Regions from separate parts of the Mus musculus genome. Here region 1 is linked to region 2. A link is a loop called in an ENCODE intact Hi-C map of the cell type or tissue named here. Cell type or tissue: heart. All regions are shown on one strand. Links, peaks and the distances in the headings refer to the core of each region. The heading gives the core; the rest is flanking DNA.

What was found. Peaks named below come from ENCODE experiments on the same cell type or tissue, not always from the same donor. Only the 100,000 strongest peaks of a DNase experiment are listed, where the experiment ranks them.
Region 1: it touches region 2 in a loop (4-fold over the local background); 5 of 42 quality-filtered maps call a loop at or near these places.

Annotation. Positions count from the first base shown.
Region 1 is chr6:136,803,992-136,812,715 of GRCm38, forward strand. H4f16 (H4 histone 16) reads right to left here and starts at 440. Exons shown (of 1, transcript NM_175652.3): 1 at 2-440. The coding sequence starts at 388. The coding sequence ends at 77. H2aj (H2J.A histone) reads left to right here and starts at 4,257. Exons shown (of 1, transcript NM_177688.4): 1 at 4,257-6,083. The coding sequence starts at 4,349. The coding sequence ends at 4,738. In heart, for the core only: no CTCF peak of the experiment used is centred there; DNase peaks (open chromatin) are centred at 470, 4,290, 4,800 and 5,300; H3K4me3 peaks cover 4,059 bases; H3K27ac peaks cover 3,725 bases.
Region 2 is chr6:137,731,267-137,739,990 of GRCm38, forward strand. Strap (serine/threonine kinase receptor associated protein) reads left to right here and starts at 3,816. Exons shown (of 10, transcript NM_011499.3): 1 at 3,816-4,200; 2 at 5,064-5,199; 3 at 8,092-8,173; 4 at 8,489-8,561. The coding sequence starts at 4,089. In heart, for the core only: no CTCF peak of the experiment used is centred there; a DNase peak (open chromatin) is centred at 3,815; H3K4me3 peaks cover 2,469 bases; H3K27ac peaks cover 1,675 bases.

The DNA of each region.
Region 1 (8,724 bases), core at 189-8,188, 930 kb before region 2:
TTTGTGGGCCCTGAAAAGGGCCTTTGTGGATGGGGGAAGCCGGCCAAGGGAACGGCCTAGGCACAGGAGGGCTCGCTTAGCCGCCGAAGCCGTACAGAGTGCGGCCCTGGCGCTTGAGCGCGTACACCACGTCCATAGCCGTAACCGTCTTGCGCTTGGCGTGCTCGGTGTAGGTGACGGCGTCGCGGATCACATTCTCAAGGAAAACCTTGAGGACACCGCGAGTCTCCTCGTAGATGAGACCCGAGATGCGCTTCACGCCGCCACGCCGAGCCAACCGCCGGATAGCGGGCTTGGTAATGCCCTGGATGTTGTCGCGGAGAACCTTGCGGTGTCGCTTGGCGCCACCTTTCCCCAGACCCTTGCCGCCTTTTCCTCGTCCTGACATATTAGTAAACAACCTAATAAAGAGACAGGAGAAACTACAGTAATCCGCCGCCGAGCAAGAGCTTATATTTCCTGGGAGCGGACCTGATTGAAAACAGCAAGGAGTGGGCGGAGCTCTAGACTCCACCCCCTGGCTCTTTGTGCTCTGCTGTCTCCCAAGAACCATAAAACCCTTTCGGTTCCCTCTCCAAATTCCAGGAACCCTAGCACATTTGAAAGTTTAAATAATATAAGGTAACAATCTATTTCTCCTCTTTTTTTTTTTTAGCACAAATAAAAACGGCGCATCATGCTTGTTATCTTCAGTGCACGCTGATTCGGTATTTTCTAAGCAGCATGCTTGTTTTTACACAACTTTAATGTGAAAATGAAAAGAAGCTAGCAATAGAAATCTAGCTTACTAGGTCTTATACCGAAGCAGTTTACATTTTCACGAGAGAGTCTTTTGAGGGGATAGAAGTGTTTTAGTGCCTTTCTTTTGTGGCCACGATAAGAAAATTATGCTAGTTCCCACTTCCTATTTGGTTTCAACTGTTTCTGCAGTGTATGGATTTTCTGCTCCTGCATTGCAAACACATTGGTATTCGCTTTTCAGCCAATTGTTCCTATAGTTACTTAGCTGAACTATTGTAACTTGTCATTTAGATCCGAGGTCCTTGTTGCTTGCGTTTAAAAGAGACCTGGTGACTCACATCTGTAATTTAGGCTCTCCGGAGGCTGAGGCAGGATTGCCAAGAGCTGGGGCCAGCCTAGGCTAGACAGACTCAAATACATTTCCCCTCCTCCCCACTCAAATAGCTTGTAAAGTACCAGAAGTCAAAAGCATGACTCCGAATAACAGGACTGTCCTTAAGTTTGTTTCGTTTTTAAAGACAGCAGGTTTTGGGCTGGAGAGATGGCTCAGTGGTGAAGAGCACTGACTGCTCTTCTGAAGGTCCTGAGTTCAAATTCCAGCAACCACATGGTGGCTCACAACCACCTGTAATGAGAACTGATGCCCTCTTCTGGTGTGTCTGAAGATAGCTACAGTGTACTTACATATAATAAATAAATAAATCTTAAAAAAAAAGAAAAAGGCAGCAGGATAAATGCGTTTAGTTTGTAGTACTTTACAATTCCCATTAGTTCCACAACTCAAACAGCATTTCATTTGTTTGTCCCCTCCCTGTCTCTTAGAGATTGAGCTCTAGGATAGCTGGAGGGGGAAGAAGCCTTAATCATTGAATTTTACCTCATGATTTTAAATCCCTTGCTCTTCAGAATTCTTACCAAAATGAAAGCTGCTGCCAGAATACTTATTCAAATTTGTAAAACTGTGTGTCAACAAACAAACAAACAATCAACAACAACACACACAAAAAAAAGAGAGAAAAGCAAAAAGAAAGCAAAGAGACCTTTCCATAAACATACATTTAAGATGGTTTACAGAAGATATTCTAGAGCTTTCTTCCCCAAAACTGCACCAGAGGTTTCCATACACATTGACTTAGAATATATAACCTATCGAATGCTTAGGAGCATTAGATAGTATATGAAAGTCAGCTGTTAGGTGGTACAGCCAGGATTCTGAGGAAGTTGGCTCCGGGATACCTCCTTGATGGTGGAGTATATTGTTCAGATCCAAAGGTGTATGGGGGACCCCAGCTCCTGGTTAGCTCATTACTGTGCTAGGAAATAAAGATGTACATAGATAGAAGTACATGGGGTTGGTTTTTCTCTGTGTGTGTTTAATATTTTGTATCTTGGGACAGGATCCTATGTAGCTCAGGCTAGGTGGGAACTCTCTCTGTAGCTAACGATGGACAATCTTCGATGGACAATCTTGACTCTCCTGTCCACGCCTCCTTTATACTAAGATCACAGACAGGCCCCACTTCACTTGGTTCTGTGGAGTTTATTTAAATAAAATCGCAATTAGACTAAGGAGAGGGTAAATTTATGATATTTTAATTAAATGGATACAAAAAAACCTACATGACATTTAATCAGCGTTTGACATTACTTAGTTGTGTAATTTCAGAAATGCAGTAAACTGAAGTACCGGAGTGAAACAGTGGAAGAAAAACACTTTAGTTTGTTTCAAATGTCAAGGGCCTATCATATGAATCATAAGAACAAGTTGAGGGATTCTGTTTCCAGTGTCTTGGCCTAAGAGTAATCTAAAGTCTCGATGGAGCACCAAGTGACAACCTCCAGCAGGCAGGCAGGCAGAGGCGAAGGGTCCTCCCCTCTGGAATCCAGTGGTTCTTCTCCGGCTCATACACAGCCCCAGAGCCACGTAATGTTAATATCCTATCAGATTCATCCATGCTATCCACAAGGACTGCATTCCTGCCTAGTCTGTGACTATGGCCTCGAGGCCCTGAGAAGGAAGGGACTGTCCCCAGGAGCAGCAACAGTGTCCAAAGACCAGCCTCATGTGGTATAGGTAGGACAGGCCAAAGAACCAGCTTTTGTCCCAGGCTGGTGGCTGCACACAACTTTAATCCCAGCATTAGGGAGGCAGGCAGATCTCTGAGTTGAAGGCCAGCCTGGTTTTTATAGTGAGTTCCACGGCTGCCAGGGCTACAGGAAGAAAAGTCTCAAAAACTAAAACAAATAGAAAACCTACAAAGCTTCTTTTGCAGCTAGCTCTCCAGGTGGGTGTGTCAAGGAGCAGATGACGAAAGCTCGTTCTAGGAGGGCAGAATTCAGCCAAGGAGCTATGGCTGAGCCGGAATTGCTGTGGCACTCACAAGCACAGACCCTGGAGTCAGATAGTCAGATTTGAAAGTCGCCCCTGGCTATACTGGAGACTAATTTCCATGAGTATGGTATGAGGGAACAGAGGTGCTCTTCTCTGGGCTTCCGGTTTTTGATTGTTTCCAGGTAGTTTCTCTCTTAGGCCAGGCTCAATTCAAGTTCTCCATACTCCTGCATCAGCTGGGTTTATAGGCACTGAACACCATAGTCTGCTTACTGTTGTATTTTATTTAAAAAAAAAAAAAAAAAGCCGGGGACGTTTGGTGGAGGAGCGTTATTGTGCACGTAGGGGGTAGAGGGGGTGCGGCCCATGCTGAGGTACCAGCCACAGGACGGTATAGTAGTTTATTTAGGGCATGAGGTGAGTTGAGGGGGTAGTAGCGAGAGCGAGAGAGAGAGAGAGAGCGAGAGCGAGAGCGAGAGCGAGAGAGAGAGAGAGAGAGAGAAAAGGCCGAGGGGGTGTGCGGGTGGAGGCCGGCCATGAACACGTGGAGAGAGGGGTAGGGGAATGGGAGAGAAGGGACAGAGGGCTAAGAGAGTAAGAAAGCAAGAGAAAAGTGTGGGTGTGTGTGTGGGGGGGGGCAAGCAGCTTCTTTTACAGTGGGTCAGGCACACCTGGCTGCTGCCAGGTAACTGTGGGGCGGAGCCTAGAAGAAATGCCAACACCATCATTTTTATTTTTTGAGATAAGGTCTCACTTCCTAGCTTGGTCTATAACGCACAAAGTAGCCCAGGCTGTCTTTGTATTGGTAATCCTCCTACTTCAGCTCTTTCTCCCTCCAAAAGCTAGGATTACTGATTTGAACCAAGTATGGCTTTGCTTAACTCCCCGTTTTCGCTGCCCTCCCTCCGTTCCTTCCTTATTAGGCTGGTATGGATCTTGGAATATCTACAGCTGACCTTAGGCTCCGGGCAATCTTGTATCGGCTACCCTAGTGCTGGGATTGCAGACTCGAACCACCCAGTTAACTACATCCTGGCAGCCAATCCCAACAAGTTTGAGGATGCCTGTGAACTATGTAAATTAGGACTAGAAATTTGAGCTTTTGATTGGGAGACATCTGGATGGGCGGGGGCTCTGCTTCCGCGAGCTGATTGGGTACGGTACCTGCCTGTCACGGGCGGCAGCGGCTGCAGTTTGGCGAGGCAGTTCCGGGGTGGCGCGCGTCGTCCCGGAACTGAGCGAGCCGGTGTTGGAGTTCCAGGCGCGGGGTCGAGCATGTCCGGGCGAGGCAAGCAGGGCGGTAAGGTGCGCGCCAAGGCCAAGTCGCGCTCGTCGCGCGCGGGCCTGCAGTTCCCCGTGGGCCGCGTTCACCGGCTGCTGCGGAAGGGCAACTACGCGGAGCGCGTGGGCGCGGGAGCGCCCGTGTACCTGGCGGCGGTGCTGGAGTACCTGACGGCCGAGATCCTGGAGCTGGCGGGCAACGCGGCGAGGGACAACAAGAAGACGCGCATCATCCCTCGTCACCTGCAGCTGGCCATCCGCAACGACGAGGAGCTCAACAAGCTGCTGGGCCGTGTGACCATCGCGCAGGGCGGCGTCCTGCCCAATATCCAGGCCGTGCTGCTGCCCAAGAAGACGGAGAGCCAGAAGGTGAAGAGCAAGTGAACCCGACAGACGGGTGCAGAGCCCGCCCGCCACAGTCCGCAGCCAATAAAGTCGGTGAAAAGCGAGTAATCTAGAGAGCTGTGTAGTCGCGGGACCGAGGGGGTGTTGGGTGGGGACGAGTTCCAACTTTGAGCGTGACGCAGGCCACCTGTGTGGCCATGTGCGAGCCGGAGGAACCCAGCGGGTGGATTGGGAGAGCCCCGTCGCATCACCGTGGGCAGGAGAAGCGGACCTAGTGCCCAGAGGCTACTCTGGAATTGGCTTTGCCTAACTCCCCAGTCTTAGGGAAAAGTGGTAGGGAAGGTGTTGCGAGCTGTGAACAAGAAGTTGCCTCGCTTGTCATACATAGGAAGGTTGAGCTATATGTACCCTAGCCATTTGGAAAAGACAGGAACTTGGGATCCTTGGTGGGTGCTAGTTATTTATGGTAGTATTTAAGCTAATAGATGTTACGTATTCGTGATCTGAATGCCAGCCATCTTCACATTGCACACTTGTGTTCAATATTCTTTATAATGAAGTAACTTGTGCAATACGGAAGTGAGTCACGAAGTTTGCGCTCTGGATGGTGTTGCGTAACAGCGGGGCCCTCGGTCTTAAGTAGTGTATGTTTAGCAGCTCCTAAAATGATCTTCTCTTGGTGCTTGCGGTGGTGTTACCCCTCATCCCTGCATTTGGGAAGTAGAACGCCTTTCGTGGCTAGATAGCGAGTTTGTGGCCGTTTCTGAACTACATTAGACCGTGTCTCAAAATATGTTTCTGTCTCCCCTCGAGTTTTAGCTGCATGGCAGCCTCTTATCCAGCACTGATTCTGAGAATCAGCCTGATTTTACTTAAAAGCAAAACCGATTTTTTTTTTTTTTTTTTAGGGGTGACTGTTAGCTTTCCTGGGATCAGGTTTCTTCTTTTCCGTAACTGTTGAGTTGGGTGATGGCGCCTCAAGGAAGGAAAGGGTCGTGTGAGTTAACGTAACGCGGAGAGCCAAACCCCAGGGCCCTGGAAATGCGATTCTTGCCTTGGTCATTCCGTTTCCTGCTCACTCAGTAACCATCATTCTGTTAGCAGGAGCCACAAAACATCCCATGCTACGGAGGTTTCACTCTGGGTTCTTCCCCTCCACCCCCGGGGGGGAGTCAGAGTTCAAGTCTTCCTCTTCATTTGCAGTATTTCCCCTCGAAATTTATTTCATTCCCAGTATTGGTATGACGTCTACACCACGTGCTAGTAACTGAGGGTACAGCTGTGAATGAGGCCAGCTAGGTCTCACTGTCCCGAACACGTGGTCCCCCCCCCATGGTTTCTGAAGACAGCAAAAAGGACAAATAAAGAATATATTACAAATCTGTGTCTTGACAGTGTTTGATTTTCTACTGTTTGTTGTATTGACATTGGAATTCTTGGTGCTCATCTTGAACGATGTATAAAGGTTTGTCGTACCTCTGATAAAGAGGCAGGTTGCTCCCACTGACACCTGAGGAGAACAGACTGCAATGGTGTTATGGGCGGTTTCAGGAGGTAAACTTTCATAATACATTTTTGGGGGGACTAAGTTATTTTAGAACCATGTCTTAGCATTAGGTGCTCACATTGAGAAGTACTGTTGACAAGGACTAAGGGTTTGCTCTTGTGACTTAAGTATAGGTAAGCGTGAGTAGGTAAGGTGGGAGCAAATATTGCCTCACCCTGTGGGGCACTGTTGACAGGATCAGAAAGGTGACCATCCTAGTGTAGGCTGGTGAGCCAGTGAGTGGAAGGGGCCTGTGAGTCCCTTCCTTCCCCAGTGACCATAAATCATGGGGTGACCATGACAAAGCAGGTCTTGTGTTGTACAGGTTGCAGGTACTAAGAGTTTACAAGGAGAGGACCTTTGTCATACCTGTAGGACAGCTTTTCCCAGCAGCCAAAATTTTAAAGCACTGGAGCCAAGCGTGGTTTGGAACCCTAATTCTAGAACTTGGGAGACCGAGGAAGACGCTGAGTTCAAGGCCAGTCTGAGATACAGGTTCCCAGACAGGGCTGTACAGGAGGATTGTCTCAAATATGACTCACTTGTTAGAATAAGTTGTGATATCACTTCAAGCCAATACATAGCAGTCACCCCCTGTATCGATGAGTGCAGACTCAAACATCTAGTTTTCAAGTGCTGGTTTTGATATTGAGTCTAGTTTACTGAAGAGATGACACACCTGAAAGATGGTTACCAACATCATGAAGATAAAAGGACAAAAGTGGGAAGACCAAACCCAGTCTTTTTCTCATTCTTTAAGTCTTCCTTGGTACTGGAAGAGCAAGATGAACAAGATAGAAGATATGTCCCCATTTACACCCAACCTTCGCTATGCTCCAGAAATCCTTAGAATCTTTCCAAATACTGCTCTTCTGAGAACTGTTGAAAATTGACAGAAATGTACAAAATCAGTTCAACCTGTGATCCTTACAGTTCTTGAGGTTGATTTAAAGGGCTAAAGTTTGATACATGAGCCTAGGCATTTTTTAGTCTGGCCTGAAGTCAGACGTTGGTAGATTTCCAGTGCTTGGTGTTATTTGCACGCTGACACTCCCCTGCAGAGGAAGACAGTTCAGTGGAACAGGGAGTCTGGGCAGGCTTTGTTTCCCTACAGAGCCAGTTTGGACTTTGGAGCCCAAAGAACTGGTCTGTTGAGTTTTGCATTTCTGGAAAGAAGGTTTAGCCCATGCCGTAGTTGGCACTGACTGGCATGCTAAATCCAAACTCCGCAAATCCATCCGAGGCAAGGCCAAATGCTAAGGCGATGTGCGTAAGCTTGACAGAACTGGTCTCGGATTCTGTCCTGATTACTTCTCCATTGCCGAAACACCATGACCAAGGCAACTTAAAACGAAAGCATTAGTCAGGGCTTGCTTACAGTGGCTGAGCCCATAACCAGCATGATGGGGAGCAGGGAGGAAGGCATGTTGAAGGCTCAGTGGCCAAGAGCTTACATCTATCCGATCCACAGAGTGGGCCTGGCATGGGCTTTTGAGGTTTCAAAACCCAGAGTGACAGACACACTTCCAGCAAGGTCACACCTAGTCCCCCTTCCCAGAACCATTTTTGCCGACCAGAGACCAAGGATTTTAAATATCTGAACCCATGAGAGCCATTGTCATTCAAACCATCAAAGGTTTAGAATGTTCCAGTCACTTGGTTTGGAAACACTATTAAATGGGTTTGTTTTCTGTGACTTGCAGGGAGGCAGGAAGGGTTAAGGGAAGTTGAGGGGGCTGACAAGACTCAGAAGGCCCTGTATAGGACTGGGGGAGATGGGGAGGCTTGGTGAGGTGGCCTTCACCTATACTGGTTTACCAACTTGACAACCTAGTGTCAAGGAAGTGTCTGGGAAGACGAATCCCAATTTAAAAAATGCCTCCATCGGATTAGCCTGCAGGGGCATTATCTCGATTAATGGTTGATGTGGAAGGGCAGGCCCAATCCACTGTGGATAGTGATGCTCCTTACTAGATCCTGGGAGGTCTATGGAGGGTAGCCGAAGGCCAGTAAGCAGCACCCCTCCATGGCTTCCGTTCCTATCTTCCCTTCAGGATGGACTTTGAGCTGCAGGACAAATCAACCCTTTCTTCTGCAAGTTGTTTTTGGCCTTGGTGTTTACCTCAGCAGTAGAGAGCCAACTAGGGTATCTCTCACCATGCTCTTAAGTAACGTCAACAATTCACAATTCATTGGCTCACCAAGATGGAAGTGGAGGGATCCTTTCTTTGGTCTGCTGTTTCTGGGCTGAATAGAATTTGCATCTCCAGGTAAAGTCAATGGGTTTTGAGGAGAGTCTGGTAATGCAAATGAGGACACTAAGTTTCCCATGTAGAAAGGTGAGCTGAATGTGAGCCTGTGAACCTGTGAGCCCTCTCTAATCCACATCCAAGCAAAGGTATGTAGTGGTCATGTAAGAAACCAAATCAGATTTGGTGGCCTTCCTCCTTTCCTACAGATGGAATTAATAGATTCAGTG
Region 2 (8,724 bases), core at 116-8,115:
ACTGCCCGGCACTAGGTCATTTTCTGATAGTCAAAACTGTAATGAGAACTCTGCCAGTCTCCCAAGTGTCACCAGACTTTCTCCTACTCAAAGCACATTCCAAGAGGTTGTAAAACAATCATAGGTCAAAAAAAAGGCAACTAACGATTTCTTATCAGTGCTAGGACAGAAGATAAAATATTGACTGGGTTTATCTATATAAAACTTCACTAATAATTTAGTTATGGTTTTCGACTTTCAATGAACCTGGAGCTGTGACAGGTGATGGGGATGTTTAGACAGATAATTACTCTCAATGGATATTCATGTAAACATTCTCTGTTGTAAACTTCTATTTCAATTTATGATTTTTTTTGTGTGTGAACTTGTGATGGACATTTAAACATGTGATCATGTATTCTGAAAGATGTTTTAGGTGCTGAGGACAAAGAAAAGAATTAGAACTGAGTTATGAGGAACTGAGCTGAGGAGAAGTTTTTAGACAGAATACTTTTTAGACAGAACTGGACTCAAGAAGAACTTAGAAGTATAGGCACAGCATCAGGAGAAAAGGCATCAGGAGTAAGAGCATTACTGTGACATCAGAGCAAGATTGGAAGGAGAGTGCAGAGTGGAATAACTTAGAAACTATAGGTCAACATAAAATACTAAGAGAGCAATGTGCAGAATGCAGAGGGAATGAGGAAAAAAGAGGATGCTGCAGAGAGCAGAAGGAGCAGACAAGCTTCTCCTTATCATGGGACAGAACAGGTCCTTTCTTAGTAACAAGGCAGGTTTAGTTTTATTAAAAGAAACAAAGCTTTCTTCTTACAAACTTGGGTTTAATTCATTTAGCATCAAAAGGGTAGAAGCTCTTTCTTTCTGTATGCAATAAAGATTGGAGCGCATTTTTTCATCCAGAATGAGGGAGTTCTTTCTGCCCTGGTGCTTGGTCTTTTGCTTCATGCACATATGTAAGTATGGGATGTGTGTGTGTGTGTGTGTGTGTGTGTGTGTGTGTGTGTGTGTGTGTGTGTGTAAGTATGTAATTGTGAGAATGCATGCAAGCTGAACCCAACTTGTTTGAATGGAAATGTATAAATGAGCATGTGTGAATCAGTATAGGGCATTATGCATATGTTTATGCATATCTGCTTATGCAAATGTTATTCTCTTCTCCTGGTTCAATAGAAGTTTATTGCTCCAAACTTTCCTGATGCAAGAGGCGTCAGGACAAAAGGGAAAAGGCTCTAACCATTAATCCTTTACTTAATCTCCTGCTGTTTTAGGGTGAGATGCTAAGTGCCTAAGACTGCAGTCTCTGGTCTCAGAGGAACACAGAAGGCAGGTCAGCTACAGTAGCGTAGTAACTTAGAATAGTAAACTTTTTATTACTATACAGAAACCCTAAATATCTTGTAAGATAAAGTCTTACCCCTGTATTTCCTAAGACAAAGTCAGGAGCCATAATAGGACAAGCTATTAACTAGCAGGTGATCTTCCTGAGATGGTCGGCCTCGGATTAATCTGTACCTCCTAAGACAAAGTCTTACCCTCTGCTGCCTCAAGAAGAACCAACAAGAAAGAAGATCCCACCAGGGCTGGCCCCTGGCAGAATTTCAGTCTTCTCCAAGAGCATCCTCAATTATAGGCAGAATTCTAAAATAGCCCTTAAGAGTCCAGCCCCAAGCACAGATGCTCTGTACAGTCTGCCTGTACCTTTGAGTGTGGGTAGCCTGGGATGCCTATGGTGGCATAATCACTATTTGGATGAGGTAGCCTCATATGACCAGGGCCTGGGGAAGATATTCCTGTGGTTTGACATAAGCTCAATGTCACAGGTCACAAAGAGGCATTTCTGCTATCCACGAGTAGGAAGTACCGTGCCATGCTGTGAGCATGCACACACAGGCTTCATCTTTTTTTTTTAACTTTAGCAATCACAGTAAAAACGTGTGGAGGAGCTTATACTGCCATATAAGATGTGTGTGTGTGTGTGTGTGTGTGTGTGTGTGTGTGAGAGAGAGAGAGAGAGAGAGAGAGAGAGAGAGAGAGAGCTTACATTTCCCTGCTCTATTTCAAAGACTTATTAGGCCTTTTCATTTCTCCTGCTTCCCTGTACTCTCACCTGCAGACAGAACCTTCCGTTACAACAAACCCCCCAGGAGACACTAGAGTCACAGCCTTAGAGGTAATGGCTATGCTTAGCACCTTGATTTGATCTGCAATCATCAAAATACTACTCTATTCCGTAACCGTGAACAATGACTATATATCAAGAAAAAAAAATAAAAGCAGAATAAAATAGGGCTTTAAAGAAGCCCTAACAGATGACCAAATCCCAAAGGTATGATTAACAATGAGCATAATAAGATCCCAAATTAATAATCATGGTGTGTGAATAGTTTATCTATCATGAAGTAGGCATCCACCTTCATTTATTTTCAGATAGCCTATTTGTGGAATTTCTTTCACAGTGATCTACAGAGCATTTTTGCCACCCATAGATCTCTTCATGTAGAGAGGATTTGTGTCACTTCTACAGTGTCTATTATAATGCCAACATATGCTTGATATGCACTTTAAAAGTAGTGTGTGCATGTGTGGTAGGCAGAAGTCAGTCTTAGGAGCCCCAGGAGCCATTCACTGTTAGGTTCCAGGCTGATACAAGAGGCTTTCAGAAAGGGGAAAGGGGATACCAACTCTATGCCTTTGACCAGGGTCAGACATAGCAAAGTCTGGAACCAGGCCCCCCAGAGTTAAGATTTCAGTCTGTGAGAACGTGACTTTTCCTCCTAAAGAGACTGGAGTAGTCAGTCCCAGGCCAGTGTGTGCTTGGTCTGTGGCACACATGAAGTATTCTGTGTTCCTTTTGTGCAACACTGCTTGGTTAGCTTTCTGATGACTTCGTCCCACTGTATGATAGGTTTTTCTGTTCCATTTTCCCCATACAAACAGTATATAAGATGCTGTACATCTTAATAAATTAGCTTAGCATAAGACATAGTTTTAGGGAAAACCTCCTGACCCCAACTTTCCTGTCTTCTTTATTTCTGATCCGTTCGGTCCCTCCTCTCAGGAGCCTCTCAGTGAAGAATGGCTCACTGGTCCAGATGCATCTACACTCTTTTGTTTTTGAGATGTTTTTCACTCATACTTGGAACTCACTGATTGCTATGCTGGCTGGCAGGGATTGGTATCTTTTCAGTGCTGCATTCCAAGCATGTATCACACCATGTATAGCTTTTTTTTTTTTTTTGTCGGTACTGGGTATCACACTTCATGCTTACATGGCAAGAACTTTAGCCCAGTAGACTGGGGTCTCTCCCTCCCCAGCCGCAGTGATAGTTGCTAGAGCCACTGAAAGAGCCCTTATCAGTTAGGTTGTCACGGATCCTTGCTGAGCACTAAGTGAATATTTCCCACTTGCAAATAAGCATTTGCTGGCCATCCACTAAACGCCAGTCACTTATCTGTCACCAGGATATAAATGTTGTTAGCATAACCACTCTATTAGGGAAGTCATTACTGTTTGTGAGTTGTGACGGTGTATGCCGGGAGGGGGGTGGGAAGGAGAGCGACAGAATGGTTGCTACTGGGTAGGCAGTTAGATGTGAGATGATTATGGAAAAGTGTGTCTGTAGCTTAGCAATGAGAAGGTTACAACTCTACAACAGCATCCTACAAGGGACGGACTCGGCGGCTCCCAACACTGGGTAGCAACGGGACGCCGCGCGCTTGACGTCGTCAGAGCAGCATGGGTTCGGTCTCCGAGCTCGCGCCTGCGCACACTGCTTCTCGCGCTGCTGCTGGGAACTACCGCCTTCCCGCCAGTCGTCACTTCCGGCTGACGCGACGCGTCGGGCGACGTCACGTCCTGCCGCTACCGGTAGGGACCGTGAGTGGCGGCAGGCCGGCTCTCCGGCGCTCCCCTCCCCTCCTCCCTCCCTCCCTGTCCCTCCCTTGGCGGCCGCGAGTCGCGGGGACTCTGGAGCCGGCCTCCTTCGGCGTGAGTGCGGGGGCCTCAAGCAGCCTGAGGCGCCGCGGCAGAGAAGGAGGACGACCGCGACCCTCGGTCCCCGCTCCGCGTCACCGCGCTCGCCGCCGCCATGGCCATGAGGCAGACGCCGCTCACTTGCTCGGGCCACACGCGGCCCGTGGTGGATTTGGCCTTCAGCGGCATCACGCCTTACGGCTACTTTCTGATCAGCGCTTGCAAAGGTGAGCTGAGCCCGCGACGGCCGCGGCTCCCGAGTGCCGACGGGTGGGTGGGTCGTGGCTGCCAGCGACAGCCATCGCGCTGCTGGGACTAGAGGGTCGCCCCTGGCCGGGCTTTATGCGTCCCTCCTCCCCACCGTTGTTAGTGCTCCCCAACACCTCGCCTTTCTACCCACACAACTACATTGTGTTTGCCAAGGATTTACGGGAAGAAGAAATTAGGCCAGGCCGAGAGGAGTGCCCTTTATGTCCTCTCACTCATTGTTTCATCCTTTGTGGTGTGAGCCTCATTTTTTTTTTTCCCCGACGAAAGTGTACGTTAGGTTTATGTGGTCCAAAGTAAAAAGCGGCTATCTAGATCGTTTTGACACCGCATGTCACTGGCATCCAGCCCACGGTTTTTCAGAAGTTTTTATTTATGTGTGCCTGTGTTGTCTCTATGCATGCTTGTACCTGTGTGAAGGGGTGCCCCAAGAGGAAGGCATCAGATTGTCCAGAGCCGGAGTTAGAGGCTGTTGTCAGCCTCCGTGTGGGCGCTGGGAATCGGAATCAGGTCTTGTGGAAGAGCGTTTCCCAGGTCTTTATAGTTGCTTTGTAATCCGAGTTTGCAAAGGTGATGAGGGAGGCCTCTCATTCGGTCCCAAAATTGCTTATGCTTCCCAGGAAGAGTGGCTACAACTCCTTAGTCCCTAGGTCACTGAGACCATATGCACAGACCAGGATGGGGACACCCTCCCCCACGCCCCCACGGCTTAATGGGAGTAGGGGGGAGCAGTCAGAACAACGGTTTTCCAGTAGTTTGCTGCTCAGGATTTGGTATTACGTTGCATGCTTCTAAATCACAGATGTCTGAAAATATTTTCTAGATGGCAAGCCCATGCTCCGCCAGGGAGATACAGGAGACTGGATTGGAACATTTTTGGGTCATAAAGGTGCTGTTTGGGGTGCAACATTGAATAAGGATGCCACCAAAGCTGCGACAGCAGCTGCAGACTTCACAGCGTAAGTGTAACAAAAATGGCTAACTTCATTCTGTTTGAATTTTGTGGTGACATGGCCAGATTCTCCAACTTCACAGTTAGACATGAGGTTCTGACTCCGAGGATGCTATAGACAGTACATGGTGTTTGATCTCACCACGATTCTGTCCTGGCTCTCTGAGCATCCTTGTGACTTGAGATGTTTCAAGGACTGATGTCTCTCTCATCGAGACCAGGAACGTGGTGAGCTATACAGCTTGGACAATGGGTGCTGCTGATGTCCTTCACAGATAGTCTTGAACACTTAGTGAGTGCTATACAGTGATGTCTCCAGGCACCTTTTCACTCAGCTTTATTACTGGCTCTAGATAATCTAAAACCGGACCTCAAATTTACTTTCTGTTTTCTATGGTTTTAAAGATGGCTGTCTGAAAGATTCTTAATTTTCATTAGATCCTCATTTTCTTAGTTGGGTTTTATTATTGTGAAGGTACAACATGACCAAGGTAAAGGTAACTCTTAGAGATTTAGCTGGGGCTGGCTTCCAGTTTCAGAGTTCAGGTCATTATCATCATAGTGGGAAGCATGGCAGCATGCAGGCAGAATTGGTGCTGGAAGAGCCAAAATGATCAGAAGGCAGCCAAGAGACTGTCTTTAGCAGGCAGGAGGGTGGTCTGGATCACACTGGCCAGGCTTGAGTTTTGGAACACACACACACACACACACACACACACACACACACACACACACATACAGAGTCTTCAGTCACTGTAGTAATGGATACATCGTCTCATCTCAGTTCACTTTGTCTTTTGATACAGTCTGAGATGGACTAAACCATTGCCATAATACACTTTCCCTGTTTTTACTTTGGGTTTTGCATCTATTATCAAACTGACATGATTCTCTTTAATCATTGAGGCATGTGTCATATTTTATATACTTTTTGATGTATAGTTACTAACCTGTGTGTGCTTTTAAATCAATGCAGGTAACTTTAATTTACTCTTGTGTGTGTGTGGGTTTGTGTGGAGGAAGTCAAGACAATTTTGGGGGTATGGGTTGAGGGCTCTGGTTCAGGTTGTCAGCTTGTGTGCCTACAAAAGCATCTTGATGGCCCAAAGGCAGTGTTAAGAGCTGCTGTATATGCTAGTAGACCAGAGCCTAGAGAGTGAAAATGGCCTTATTGATTCCTTGTTTAAAAGAATTTCACACTTTGGAGCAGTTGTCAATGTGTTGCCATCTTTTTTTTTTTGTTTTTTGTTTTTTGTTTTTTGTTTTTTTTTTTTGAGACAGGGTTTCTCTGTATAGCCTTGGCTGTCCTGGAACTCACTTTGTAGACCAGGCTGGCCTCGAACTCAGAAATCTGCCTGCCTCTGCCTCCCGAGTGTTGGGATTAAAGGCGTGCGCCACCACGCCCGGCTTGTGTTGCCATCTTTGATTTAAGCAAATTAAAAATAAATGGTTGTTGGATGTGGCAGCACATGCCTCTTTAATCCCTTTAAGCATTTGGGAGGTGGAGGCAGGAGGATCTCAAATTCGAGACTAGTCTGGGGATGCATCAGCTCCAAGCCAGGACTATACAGAGAGATCCTGCCAAAAAGGAAACAAAACAAAACAAAAGCAGAAATAAAGAAAATAATTATTGAAGAAAGGAAATTGAGTAGAGAGAGATTAGCATTTGAACTGAGTATGCAAACAACACTGAGGACACAGATGCACTGTGTGGAGCTTCAGAAAATACACAGCCTGTCTGAGGAATGGGTCATGGTTAGAACCCTGGGTGGCTAGAATCAGAAAGAGAAGGAGGTTGGGGCAGAGGGTTAAACTATAATAGAAGAGACTGGAGTGGTTATAAGAGAAATATGGTGACATTATTTCTCTCAAGCATGCTTTTTATATAACTCCACGCATGTAATTAGTTATTGGATCACCAGCTCCTATTTCTTAGATTTGTAAATGTTACTAGTGCTGTTCATGCCGCCGAATGCTTTGCATTGCTGGCCCTTGGCGTTCCTATCTCTGATTGCTCCTGACGACCTCGGTTCTATTTGGGATCTCTGGACTTTGGCATGATAGCTTGTATGTGCACACTCACAGCCTTATGTACTTGGAGTGGGGAGACGGCTGGTTTGCTTTTGTTTTGTTTCTACTTCTGTCTGTGTTTTGAGAAAAGTTTGACTGAGTACTTAAGGCCAACCTAACTGCAGAATCTTCCTGTCTCAGCACTGTACAGTGTGTATGGATTATGCCTCGTAGCACCTGATCTTCTACATCTTGATTTAAGCTTTATCTGATCTGTATCAAGGTCTAACGTTGTAAGATTTTAAAGTTGTTAAATGCCGGGCGGTGGTGGCGCACACCTTTAATCCCAACACTTGGGAAGCAGAGACAGGTGGATTTCTGAGTTCAAGGTCAGCCTGGTCTACAGAGTGAGTTCCAGGACAGCAAGGGCTATACAGAGAAACCCTGTCTCGAAAAACAAAACAAAAACAAAAACAAAATACAAACAAAAAAAGCTTTGTTTAAAGTTGTTAAATCAGAGAAGTTCTTTATATTTTTCTCTGGCCTGTGGCTAGATAGAAGGATGACTTGGTGAATTGAATTGGTTAAGATATTTTGCAGATATGGTAAAAATACAAAATTACAGCTCTAAGCTAAAAACTAGGCTAGGTTAATTTTGAATCTCGCATGAATTATTCTTTTTCAATGTCAAAGAAAATTAAGAGGTAAAAAGTCCTATGGGAAAATTGTGTTTTAGGCTTTTGATAAATTAAGTATCCTAATAATTAGCACTATGTCAAATGCATAATACACTTATAAATATTATGCATATAATTATTTTGTATTGCTCAAAATTACCAATATATTTAATCTTGTATTAATGTTAATATTTGTTTATGTTTACATTTAGCAAAGTATGGGATGCGGTCTCAGGAGATGAATTGATGACCCTGGCTCATAAGCACATTGTCAAGACTGTGGATTTCACACAGGTATGAGAAAATGGAATTTTGGGTAGGGATGTAGTTCAATGTGGTACACTGCTTGCATAGCACAAAAAGCCTTGAATTTCATTTGAGGTCAAAGAAGTATTACTGGGTCACTCCTGTGCTGCAGGGAGGGGAGGAGGGGAATGGCAGACTGGCAAGGCAGCTCCTGTGGGGCAGTAGAGTTGAGGGAGACTTGAGTTTAGCAACTCTAAGAAGTTGTCTTCTAGAAGTAGTTGTCTACAGTTGTGTCTGTATTGGTGATTATATTTAATTAACGATTAAAGTGGTTAATCTAACATTCTTCTTTTTTGTTTTCAGGATAGCAATTACCTGCTAACTGGGGGACAGGATAAACTGCTGCGCATATATGACTTGAACAAACCTGAAGCAGGTAAGAGCAGGTTACACATCCCTTCGTGCTTTTCCTTTTCCATTAGGTAGCGACTAAAGAACGCTAAACCATTATCTATTTTCCTTCATTGTTAATATCTTAACTTTTGTCAGAATATCCTGTCAGGCCTTTTCTTATTCTATGCAGATTTCATTTAATATTG